3 separate regions of the Homo sapiens genome follow, and all the other regions are linked to region 3. A link is a contact called in ENCODE Hi-C or POLR2A ChIA-PET data. All regions are on one chromosome and are shown on one strand. The core of a region is the stretch at or near the end of the contact, and the rest is flanking DNA. Distances in the headings are between cores, read along the strand shown.

The links. A loop is a pair of places that touch in the nucleus more often than their neighbours do. ChIA-PET counts read pairs that join two places held with the same protein, here RNA polymerase II (POLR2A). Pooled maps may share reads with other maps.
Region 1: a map of Calu3 shows a loop between it and region 3 (7-fold over the local background). The contact joins two enhancer-like sites. A Hi-C loop is called at or near these places in 3 of 168 maps with a recorded cell type or tissue (Caco-2, Calu3 and GM12878), 1 of 37 single-sample maps with no recorded cell type and 4 of 50 pooled maps. POLR2A ChIA-PET finds 5 or more read pairs at or near these places in 1 of 52 experiments (activated CD4-positive, alpha-beta T cell).
Region 2: a loop to region 3 is called in a map of PC-3, with 1.9 times the contacts of the local background. The contact joins two enhancer-like sites. A Hi-C loop is called at or near these places in 4 of 168 maps with a recorded cell type or tissue (Caco-2, Calu3, HepG2 and 1 more) and 2 of 50 pooled maps. POLR2A ChIA-PET finds 5 or more read pairs at or near these places in 1 of 52 experiments (HepG2).

Annotation. Positions count from the first base shown.
Region 1 is chr4:68,903,304-68,906,471 of GRCh38, forward strand. It overlaps the pseudogene LOC101930041. Among named protein-coding and RNA genes, the nearest start is that of UGT2A3, 47 kb to the right of the region's middle. RefSeq lists enhancers at 549-1,441, 2,333-3,168. Within about 2 kb of position 1,793, at least 7 of the 41 ENCODE cell types and tissues checked have a DNase peak (open chromatin) inside an H3K27ac peak, as active enhancers do.
Region 2 is chr4:68,862,737-68,866,093 of GRCh38, forward strand. It overlaps the pseudogene LOC101930041. Among named protein-coding and RNA genes, the nearest start is that of UGT2B10, 48 kb to the left of the region's middle. Within about 2 kb of position 1,880, at least 6 of the 41 ENCODE cell types and tissues checked have a DNase peak (open chromatin) inside an H3K27ac peak, as active enhancers do; they include PC-3, where a contact is called at or near this core.
Region 3 is chr4:68,654,129-68,657,616 of GRCh38, forward strand. UGT2B15 (UDP glucuronosyltransferase family 2 member B15) reads right to left here. Exons shown (of 6, transcript NM_001076.4): 4 at 967-1,054; 5 at 1-128. Among named protein-coding and RNA genes, the nearest start is that of UGT2B15, 15 kb to the right of the region's middle. Within about 2 kb of position 2,108, at least 4 of the 41 ENCODE cell types and tissues checked have a DNase peak (open chromatin) inside an H3K27ac peak, as active enhancers do; they include PC-3, where a contact is called at or near this core.

The DNA.
Region 1 (3,168 bases), core at 543-3,042, 250 kb after region 3:
ATGGATTTAGTTAGAACTCCTATGGCCATTCCCTTTTGCTCGTGGACATATAAAAAGAAAGGCTTCGTTAGATCTGTCAGTCCTAAAGCTGGGACCAGAGTCAAGGCTTCTTTGATTTCCTTAAAGGCCTTCTCCTGGTTGGCCTCCCAGAGGATGGTCTCCTTTTCCCCCACTTTGTGGTTTCATATAATAGCTTAGCCATGAGTGAGAAATTTGGGATCCAGATGTGGCAGAGCCCTGCTACCCCTAGGAACTCTCTTATTTTTCACCAGGTGGTTGGAGTAGGAAGTGCACAAACCACCTGCTTCCATTCACAACCAAGCCATCTTTTCCCTTAGCTTATATAGAAGCCTAAATATTGGAAACTTTCAAAGCAAATTTGAGCCTTTTTCCCTGACACTTTATATCCTGCCTTCCATAGCAGGTGCAGGAGGTCTTGGGTCCCTTGGAAGCAGTCCTCTTGAGTTGGGGCTGCTAGAAGAAGATCATCAATGTACTGGAGCAAGACACAGTAACTATTCGGTGGGGTGTAGACTTTAAGATCTGAGGCCAGTGCCTCTTCAAAGATTGTAGTGGAGTTTTTAAATCCTTGTGGGAATCTTGTCCAAGTGTACTGTGATTTACCCCCATTGAAAAACAAAACTAGCCTGACTAATTGGTGCAAACTGGAGACAGAAAAATGCATTCTTTAAATCTAGGACTGTAAATCAAGTGGCACTTGCTGGAATATGTCCCATTAAGGTATGCAGGTTTGACACCACTGGGTGGATGGTCACTGTGGCCTGGTTTTCTGAATGCAAATCCTGTACTGGCCTATATTCCCCAGACGGCTTCCGCACTGGCAAGAGAATGTTGTTCCATGGTGACTGGCATTTGGCTATGATTCCATGCTTATGAAGCCACTCTAAATGTTTGTGGACACCCCGTATGTCCTCAGGGAGTAGCGAGTACTGTCGGACCCGAACCGGAGTTTCTCCCAGTTTTAACTCTACCACCACCGGTGCCTGATTTACGCTGGCACCAGTCCAGGTGGATTACTTTCAGCCCAAACTCTGGGAATTTTAGTAAGTAACCCATGCATTTCATTTACTCCTGGTTCCGGAGTCTTTTTTGCATAGTCTCCATTTCTCAGCCTGCAGGACAGTGAGGGTTAACATCATAGCCTCTGGGCAAACTACGTTTAAAGTTACATTCCCTTGCGGCCCAAATGTAATCTGTGCCTGCAGTTTTTGAAGTAGGTCTCTTCCCAGCAAAGAAACTGGACAATTTAGGAGGTATAGGAATTCATTTTGGACTTCTCATCCTCCTATAACACACCTCTTTGACCGACAGGCCACTTTTCAGAGACTCCAGTGGCTCCTACAATAGTTGCACAGTTCTTGGATTGTGGCTCTATAGGTCAGGTCACTACTAAGTGTTTAGTTCTGGTGTCTACCGTAAAGTCCATTAGCTGGCCTCTAACTTCTAATCTGACCATGGGCTCCTCGGGTCCCAAAGAGAAGCAGCCTGGTCTGTCCTACCCTCATATCCTTCAGCCCCTGCCAGTCCAATCAGATCGATGTCTGGTTCCTCCCTGGTGTGGCAGCCACCAGTAGGTGGCCTTCCTATACTACTGCCCTGGGGTCTCTTTTCCCTCCAGTGGTTCTTGCAAAATTGGTTTTTCCTGTGGCTTTCTTTTTGTCTCTGTGTTTGCCGGAGAAGCTTTCACTTTTTGCTCAGCTCAACCTACAAGCTCCTGTGACTTTCCCTTTAACTCTGTGTTTACAGGCGAAGCTTTCACTTTGTCTTTGCAGCTGCCAGCACAGGTGATTTCTCTCAGCTCGACCTGCGAGTATCCTGCAATAAGCTGCTAAACAGGGCTGCATTCAGCCATGAGTTAACATAAGGAAATTTGGTCTGAATGCCCTGACTGTCCTCCTTGTTATTATTCTCTGGACACTCATCCTTCCAGTGTCCTTTTCTTTTGCACCGCTCACACTGATCTCTTTCCAGCCTCGGCTGGCCCTCAAATCCCTGTCCAGACTGGCCTCTTCCATGCCCATGTCCATACCCACATCCATGAGGGATGCTGCCAGCAAATCAGCCTTTTTCTCAAGCCTTCTATTAGCCTCCCTCTTTGCCTCCTGATCTTGGTTAATGTACACCTTCGTGGCCACTTCAATAAGCTGAGTAGCATTCATCCCTTTAAAACCTTCCATTTTCTGCAATTTTCACTGGATATCCCCCTGGGCCTGCTCTACAAATGCCATGTTCATCATGCACTGGCCTCACCAAGTCTTTTATAAAAATGGCTGGGGCTTTCATCTGCACCCTGATGCCCCTCTGAGATTTTTCCTATATTGATTGCCTGTCTCCCGCCTTCCCTTAAATTTTGCAGGAGTGCCTCTTGGTATCTTGGCAGCTGCTATAGTTGGGCTGCCTCATTCCTTTGGGTTCTAGTGGGGGTCCTCTAGTTTCCAGGAGAGGCATTTGCATAGCCCTAACACAACCTGACTGGAGGTGGCTTGCCTGTTTTTCCTAGCATTTCACCTTAACTTCCTGGAGTGAGGGCTCAGATTTTTCCCTCTCAAGAGAGACTGGGGGCATGTATCCATTTGAGCTTGACTCCTCAGAGGCAGTTAACCTGGGGAAAGCGGGGGTAGATTGGAACATATGGAGGAGGGGTCTCTTTTCCCTCCAGTGGTTCTTGAAAAACTGGTTTTTCCTGTGGCTTTCTTTTTGTCTCTGTTTGCTCACGCTACAAGCTCCTGTGACTTTCCCTTTAACTCTGTTTACAGGCGAAGCTTTCACTTTGTCTTTGTAGCTGGCAGCACAATTGATTTCTCTTGGCTTGAGCTGTGAGCATTCTTCAATAAGCTGCTAAACAGGGCTGCATTCAGCCATGAGTTAATATAAGGAAATTTGGTCTGAATTATCTGACTGTCCTCCAACTCAGGTCACCACCTTAAACACACGGCCAATTTTCTCCCTATCTGTAGCACATTTGGCAGGCCAGCCAACACCAAAAAAGGGCTATTCTAATTCACAGAGAGCTCTCAGCATCTGAGGGGTTAACTTGACTCCCTCAACCCCTGCAAAGCCTTTCTTAAAGTTCTTTAACATACATTCCAATGGGGTGGGTTTCCACGATTTTCCTCCCATTTCCTCCCAGTTATGATGCAGCACATT
Region 2 (3,357 bases), core at 630-3,129, 210 kb after region 3:
GTCAGGCACTGGCAACTTCTCCTAACACTTTCCCCCTGCATACTCTCTTCTAGGGACACTGGGCTTCTATTAATCTTGAAGCTCTCAAAGGCATTCTCACCTTAGCCCCTTTACACCTTTTGTCTCCTCTCTCCCTTTTCAGAGCATTCTGTCTTGCAATAAAATGAGGCTTGCTTCTATCTCTTTTTGAGGCTTCCCCTTAAATGATACTTGTTAGAGAGGCTTTTCCTGGCCACACTATATAGTACCTGTAGAATTTTCTCCAGTGTTTCATGCTTATTTTGCTATTTAATTTCTAGAACTTTAAAATATTTTATATATCTTCTAAAATAAAATCTTAAGTATGAGATACATAAGATAAATATACACACACTAGTGAGTAACTCAAAATTTTAAGATTATGTTAAATATTATCCTGAAATAAAGACACCTACTTCTTAGGTTCTGGGTTATTAAAACCTGCCTAGAGGAACTCTCTCCTTTTGGACCATTTTAGTCACTGTTTTCATTCTCAATTTAAGTATTAACCTGAATTCTAATTTAATAAATTAACATTACTTGTTTATATAATTGAATTATATAATATATACTTGTGTCTTTTTTTGTATAGCAGTTATTGGTTAATTACATTGCTGTATAGTATTCTGTTGATTGACAAATACCACAGAGTATTTCTTTATTTTATAACTGATGGACACCTGGGTTGTTTACATTTTTGGACATTATTAGTTATTCTGGTATAAATATATTTATCTATATGTATGTCATTAGTTTTACATATTAATTTCTGTTAGATATATAATTGGGAGAAGAGTTGCTGAGATAAATGTGCATGTATAATTACAATATTTTGTTGACTGAATTTTTTAAAAATGTATTTTTAATTTCCAAAGTTTAGAGAATTTTTTAGTTATCATTCTTTGTATGATTTCTAATTTATTTCTAGTATAGCTAGACCACATACTTTTTATGATTTTGAATCTCAACAAACTAATTGAGTTTTGAGTTTTTGCCCAGCATATGATCAGTTCAGGTCACTATTTCCTATACTTTTAAAAAATGTTTATTTCCAGTATACACACATGCACACACACACTATATGTATATGTCTACACATAGAATATAGAATATTTGAAAATATTTGAAAGTATAGAATATTTGAAAATCATTCCAGTGAGTAGTGATCACAGAGAAAGGTCAGGGCAGGACATTACAGAAGAAAGTTAGTTTGAAACAGGGGAACTTAGTTTTAAATAAACAATTATGAGTTTGAATGATAATTTATTGGCAAATAATTCTTCACTCAAGTTTTAAAAGACAGTCACAAGATCAAGCCTTTCTTTAGCAAGAAATTCTTGCATCTCAACATAGAGTGGTATGTAAAGGTAAGAGTTTAAAAGCAGGGAAAATGATAAAATTGTATATTAGTTACTGAGACATGCCAACCTAATGGAATGAAACACAAATTGTTAATAGTAACTGCAAGAAATTAATTTAAAATTTGTATTTACTGATAATATCTGAGGTAGGAAAAAATGTACAGGAGAAAAGACATGGTTGTGGTTTCTGTCTTAATAAGCAGAAGGCTGATAATGACATTAGGTAAAATGAGTTTTAAAAAGCTCATCTAGCAAACGCATAAAGAGCTGATCACTCGGTGTTTTGAGCCCTCATGGAGGTGATAGATGTCTGGAGAGAGAAACTAATGAGAGAAGAAAGAATAAGTAACCAGTTAGGCAGATAGTTAGGACAGGTTCTTGGTAGAAGTCCTCCCCAAAAAATGACAATGTGGAAGAAATCAAGCTGCAAGCACAGATAAGGAAGCAAAGTCCAAAGCCCTTGTCTTCTGTGCAACCAGTGAGCTCCGCCTACACACGGTGGCCTTTGGTGAGCACATTCCTTTTCTTTCTGGACACACTCAGGTAAAGGAACTTGCACAGGGTGCTTGCCTAAGACAGACCTGTAGCTGTATAGATAAGGAAACTTACACAGAACCAGACACGTCTGCAGTGACACATACGCAATAAGCAAAATAAAACAATATGCAGTAACTCAGGCTAAGGACCTGCATGCACACTAGAGAGAAGAGGTGGAGCTAACAAGAATTTGTATGTATGCAAATAAGACATCCAGTCCTAACCTGTTTTTCGTGCCTTATGTGAATGAAACACTCTGCCCTATTAGCTTTTTTTTTTTTTTTTTTTTTTTTTTTTTATAAAAGTCTTTGGATTCAACTGTGAAATGAATGACAACCCTCTCAAGAACTCCTGGTAATACCTCAAACAACAAGACTGCTCCAGTGACCCTAGGCTGCTTCGGTGTAAAAAGTAAAGTAGAGATTCCTCTTCAAAGACTTCCCCTCCATCTAATTAAGAATAAGTAGTAACTTCTCTTACAAGCAAAATTTATTCAAAGACCTGTGCTAACATTCTTAAATATCTGCTAACCATAATAAAGAAATCAATGTATTTTATGTTCTCAGCTCCCACAATTTAGTGTAAATATTTGCCCTGGCATGCTTACACTGGTCTAAGCAAGCATTAGGTCATAGCCTGTTCCTCTTCCTTATTTGAAGGTGTTTTTACCTTTCTCAGTATACCACAAGTTACTTCTGCCTTCCTTTGTTCTCCTCTGCCTTTGCCTCTTTTAAAAAGTTCTAAGTTGCTAGCCAATCAGGACAAATACACAATGTGATGTCCTGTTCCTTCCAATAGAAACCCCGGACACAGCAGTAAGCTTGACATGTCAAGTTATAAATGACCGTCTCCTTTATTTGGTGTACTCTCATGGCAAAACTGCTGATGTGTGCACCCTTTCTGCATAAAGTAAAAAAAAAAATTGGCCTCGCTGAAGAAATTAAATTTATGTTCCAGTGCTATTTCTTTACGGCACTGAAGAACAAGGATTTTAAAGATTCACTAACACATGTAACAAGGCAGAAACAACTCAACGTTAAAACATGTGGAGTCTCACTTACAATCAGCACACATTGATGCACCACACAAAAAAGCCTAGGCTACAGCTCGGTTCCTCCTTTTAAGAAAAGAAGTGTGAAAGAATTTAAGAATGAGGAAAGACAATGAGAAAAACTGCTTTGGAACAATTTTTTGGTTTCATGGGTCTTCCATTTGAAAGCATTTGTGTAAAATGGAGAAGTGTGAGGGCATTCCACGTCTAATGGTTTAGGAACACCCCCTAGTGCTGTGTTGCCATGGAGCTTTCAGAAGATGTGGTTGTTTAAAAGTGCGTAGCAGCTTCCCCCACCTTCCTCCTGCTCCAATCAGGTAGGTCATGTTGACTTCCCTTCACTTTCTCATAATTATAAATTTCCTGAGGCCTCCTCAGACAGGGTACCTA
Region 3 (3,488 bases), core at 858-3,357:
CATGTGAGCAATGTTATCATGTTGATCCGCAAACAAGGGAATGCCCACCATAGGGATCCCATGGTAGATCGCCTCATAGATGCCATTGGTTCCACCATGAGTTATAAAAGCTTTGGTTTTGGGATGACCTAAAAGTGGATGCATTTTAACAAAATTATTAATTACAAGGTATGAGAATTGAATAAGAAATGCACAATATAAGGAACTTAAAGCAAAACTGTTCCCTAGGTAACATTATACCCACAAAACTGCATTGAAATTGTTTTCAAATTTCAGAAGAATTGCCAGGTGAACAAAATGAAAAAGCATATTCTTAATTAAAAAATTAAAATGTGCAAAAAAAAGAATAAGATTGGGTATACAAGAACGTGGTCTTTTAAGTATTATAAATAATGAGGTCACATTTACATATTTAAAAAATATTTAAATACTTAAAATATTTAAAATATTTAATTTTTTTTAAAAGGCAGCAGGGAGTAGGGTGGAGGTGGGGCTGAGGAAGGACCGGTTATGCATCATCATGAAATGTGTTATCATTTTATCATGATAAAGATTGGTTATTTATTCCCATAAAAAGTAGAGTCACTGGTAATAGAAAAGTGTCCGCTATTTTTCAGTGCCTGTTGAAATAACCCTGCAGTAGGGGAAAGAACAGAGGTAAAGCTGCATAAATAGGAGACAGACAGAAAATCCAGGATGTTATTTAAAACCTGTGAGAGGAAATTACACCTGAACAAAGAGATTTTTATTCTGACCATAAAGAATGTGACTGTATGTAATAAAATGCCAACTACTATAGTGCATTCTTTTTATACTAAGACTGGAAAATAAATATAAAGTAGTTAAATTTGATTTGTTTTTTAGTTTTCCAATAATAAATGCTAAATATGTTTGTTTTATGTTGAACTATTATCACTCCAATTTGCTGTTACTAATATATTCACTGTTTGTTCTCCAGAATCTTACCAAGAAGGTCATTCTGGGGTAACCACTTGTACAGTCGAGTATTGGAACCTAAAGTATTTGGCTTCTTGCCATCAAATCTCCATAGAACCTGTTAGGGCAAGGAAAATATCTTGTTCAATGAATAGAACTCTAAAAACATAGCATGTTAGAATTCTGAAGAGATTAATAATCAGTTAGTTAATCCATATAAAAGATGAAGAAATAAGAAGAAGTGATGTCAAGTAATGAGAACTACTAAAAGTTTGAGGTAAGTTGAATACCCACGTTTAATGTCGTTACTTTTATAATCAATTTTGTATATAAAGAAATAATGACATTTCTAACATAATAGCTAGACACATGAGATTGTGAAAGGAAAATAAATCTTGGCAACCCAAACTCTATGCTAAAGGGAAAAGTTAAGCTGCTTAGGGCAAACCTACCTCCCATTCTATTCAAAGTCAGCCCTTGACTCACTGAGATAAATGAATATCAAATTGCCTCATTTCGAGAGGCTAATCAGAAACTCAAAGGAATTCAGCTATTTGTCTCTCATCTACCTATGACCTGGAAGCCCCTTCCATGCTTCAAGTTGCTCTGCCTTTGTTTCTAGCTGTCTCCCATTTCTGGACCGAACAAATGTTCATCTTATATATGTTGATTGATGTCTCATGTATCCCTAAAATGTATAAAACCAAACTGTCCCCCCACCACCTTGGACACATGTCATCAGGACCTCCTGAGGCTGTGTCATGGGTGCACATTTTCAACCTTGGCAAAATAAACTTTCTAAATTATCTGAGAACTGTCTCATATATTCAGGGTTCATATTTTGGTAACCATGAAGAGATTCTGAGTGGAGGTTCCCTGACCTTTGATAAATGTCCTATCAGTGCTTGGTACCAGCATGAGCTAAATTTATGGCTCAAACAAAGAAGACAATTGGCTGAGGTCTGGGAGCAACCCCTCCAGAGAATCTCTGATACCCCAAAATTCAGACAAGATCTGAAGTTTATTTTGCTGTACAACTCCTTTTTGTTTTTTTTGGAGTTTTACTTGCTTCCTACAAGAAAGGCAAGATTTCCTGTTTCCATGACAATGGAAGGCAGGTAACTCTATGGAGTTTGAGCTCGCTCCCAGGAGGGAGGATGAATTTGAGGTTTCTTTCCTGATTCTAGGATGGCAGAGGGCAGTTTTGGCCTGAAACCCATCCGTAGGTAAACAGCTGAATTGCGGTTTTGTCTTGGTTAATGTTTAACAACTAGCTGGACTTAATTTCTCCTTACCATTACAGTGCTTAGTGATCACATTTCTGGGATTTTTTTTTTTTTTTGTACATTCCAGTATTTCTCCCATCAGATTTGATGAACTTTACCTGACTTGATCAAATCTGAGTGAGAATTCCAAATTGTGGGTAACAAAGCCTGTCTAATTTGGCTAAAATTCTTTGCAGACGCAAAAGAGAAAACAAAACAAAACAAAACAAAACCTAAAAACCATGCTCTTGGTTTCTGTGTTTGCTTCCTGTCTTTAAAAAAACAAATGTTCTTTTGTTTACTTTTCCTCCACCCTATACCTCCTTTTGCCTTTTGCCATTTGCAGTATGAAAAATCTAGAGAAGGCTTCTAATGACTTGAACTCTTTTAAAGAATTCAGAACAAAGGCACCACTCACCCCTTTAGGGGTGTCTGTTTTCTTTGTGGAGTTCCAAGAGTTGTGGGCAGATTTTTTTCTCAGTCCAAAGCTCTGTTTTCCTATGTTGAATGACCTGATCTCTTTGGCTTTGAGATTACCACAGATTACCTTGTACTGTGAGAGGATTTTACCTTGGCATGTGTAATGGCAGACGAGTTACAAAGTAGGGGGTGGCTGAGTACAGTTTACTGGAAGTAGTATTGACTGTTGCTATTTTTTTCCTCCTAGGAAGTTGTTGTTTAAGAATCCTAATTCTAGTTTGGAGATGTGTTGTAAAGGGTCTCCTCTATTGTTTTTATTCCCCAAATTAATCTCATTTGGCTTGTCTGTGTGGATTTGTGTGAGAAACTGAACTGTGGTTTACATAGGAAAATGAGAGACTGAGTTTTCTCAGCTCCAAAGTGAAAGGGCATCTGCTCCTCCCAGGCAAAAGGCACCCCTAAGCAACTGGGGGCCTTGTGGGAGTGTCTTGGGGTTGACCCCCTGTGACATGGAGTGGCCCTGCAGGGAAATCCCCAATAAAAATTAACTTTTAAAAAAAGGCTAGTCCAGGAAACACATATGAGGGCAGATCACCCAGCATTTTGAGCCCTCTCAGAGGTCATACACCTCTGGAGAGAGAAACTGAGACATGTAAGAGGGTGGAAACAACTCAGTGGTGACACACTGTGGAGTACTGCCCACAAGCAGCACACATTGATTCACCACACATAAACCCTAGGCCACAGCTCAGTTCCTCCTTTTAGGAAAAAAAGTGGGAAACAAATAATCTAAGAATGATGAGAAAACAAGAAGAATGACCCCCTGATATCACTTGGTAGGTTTTATGACACCTCTACTTGGCAGAG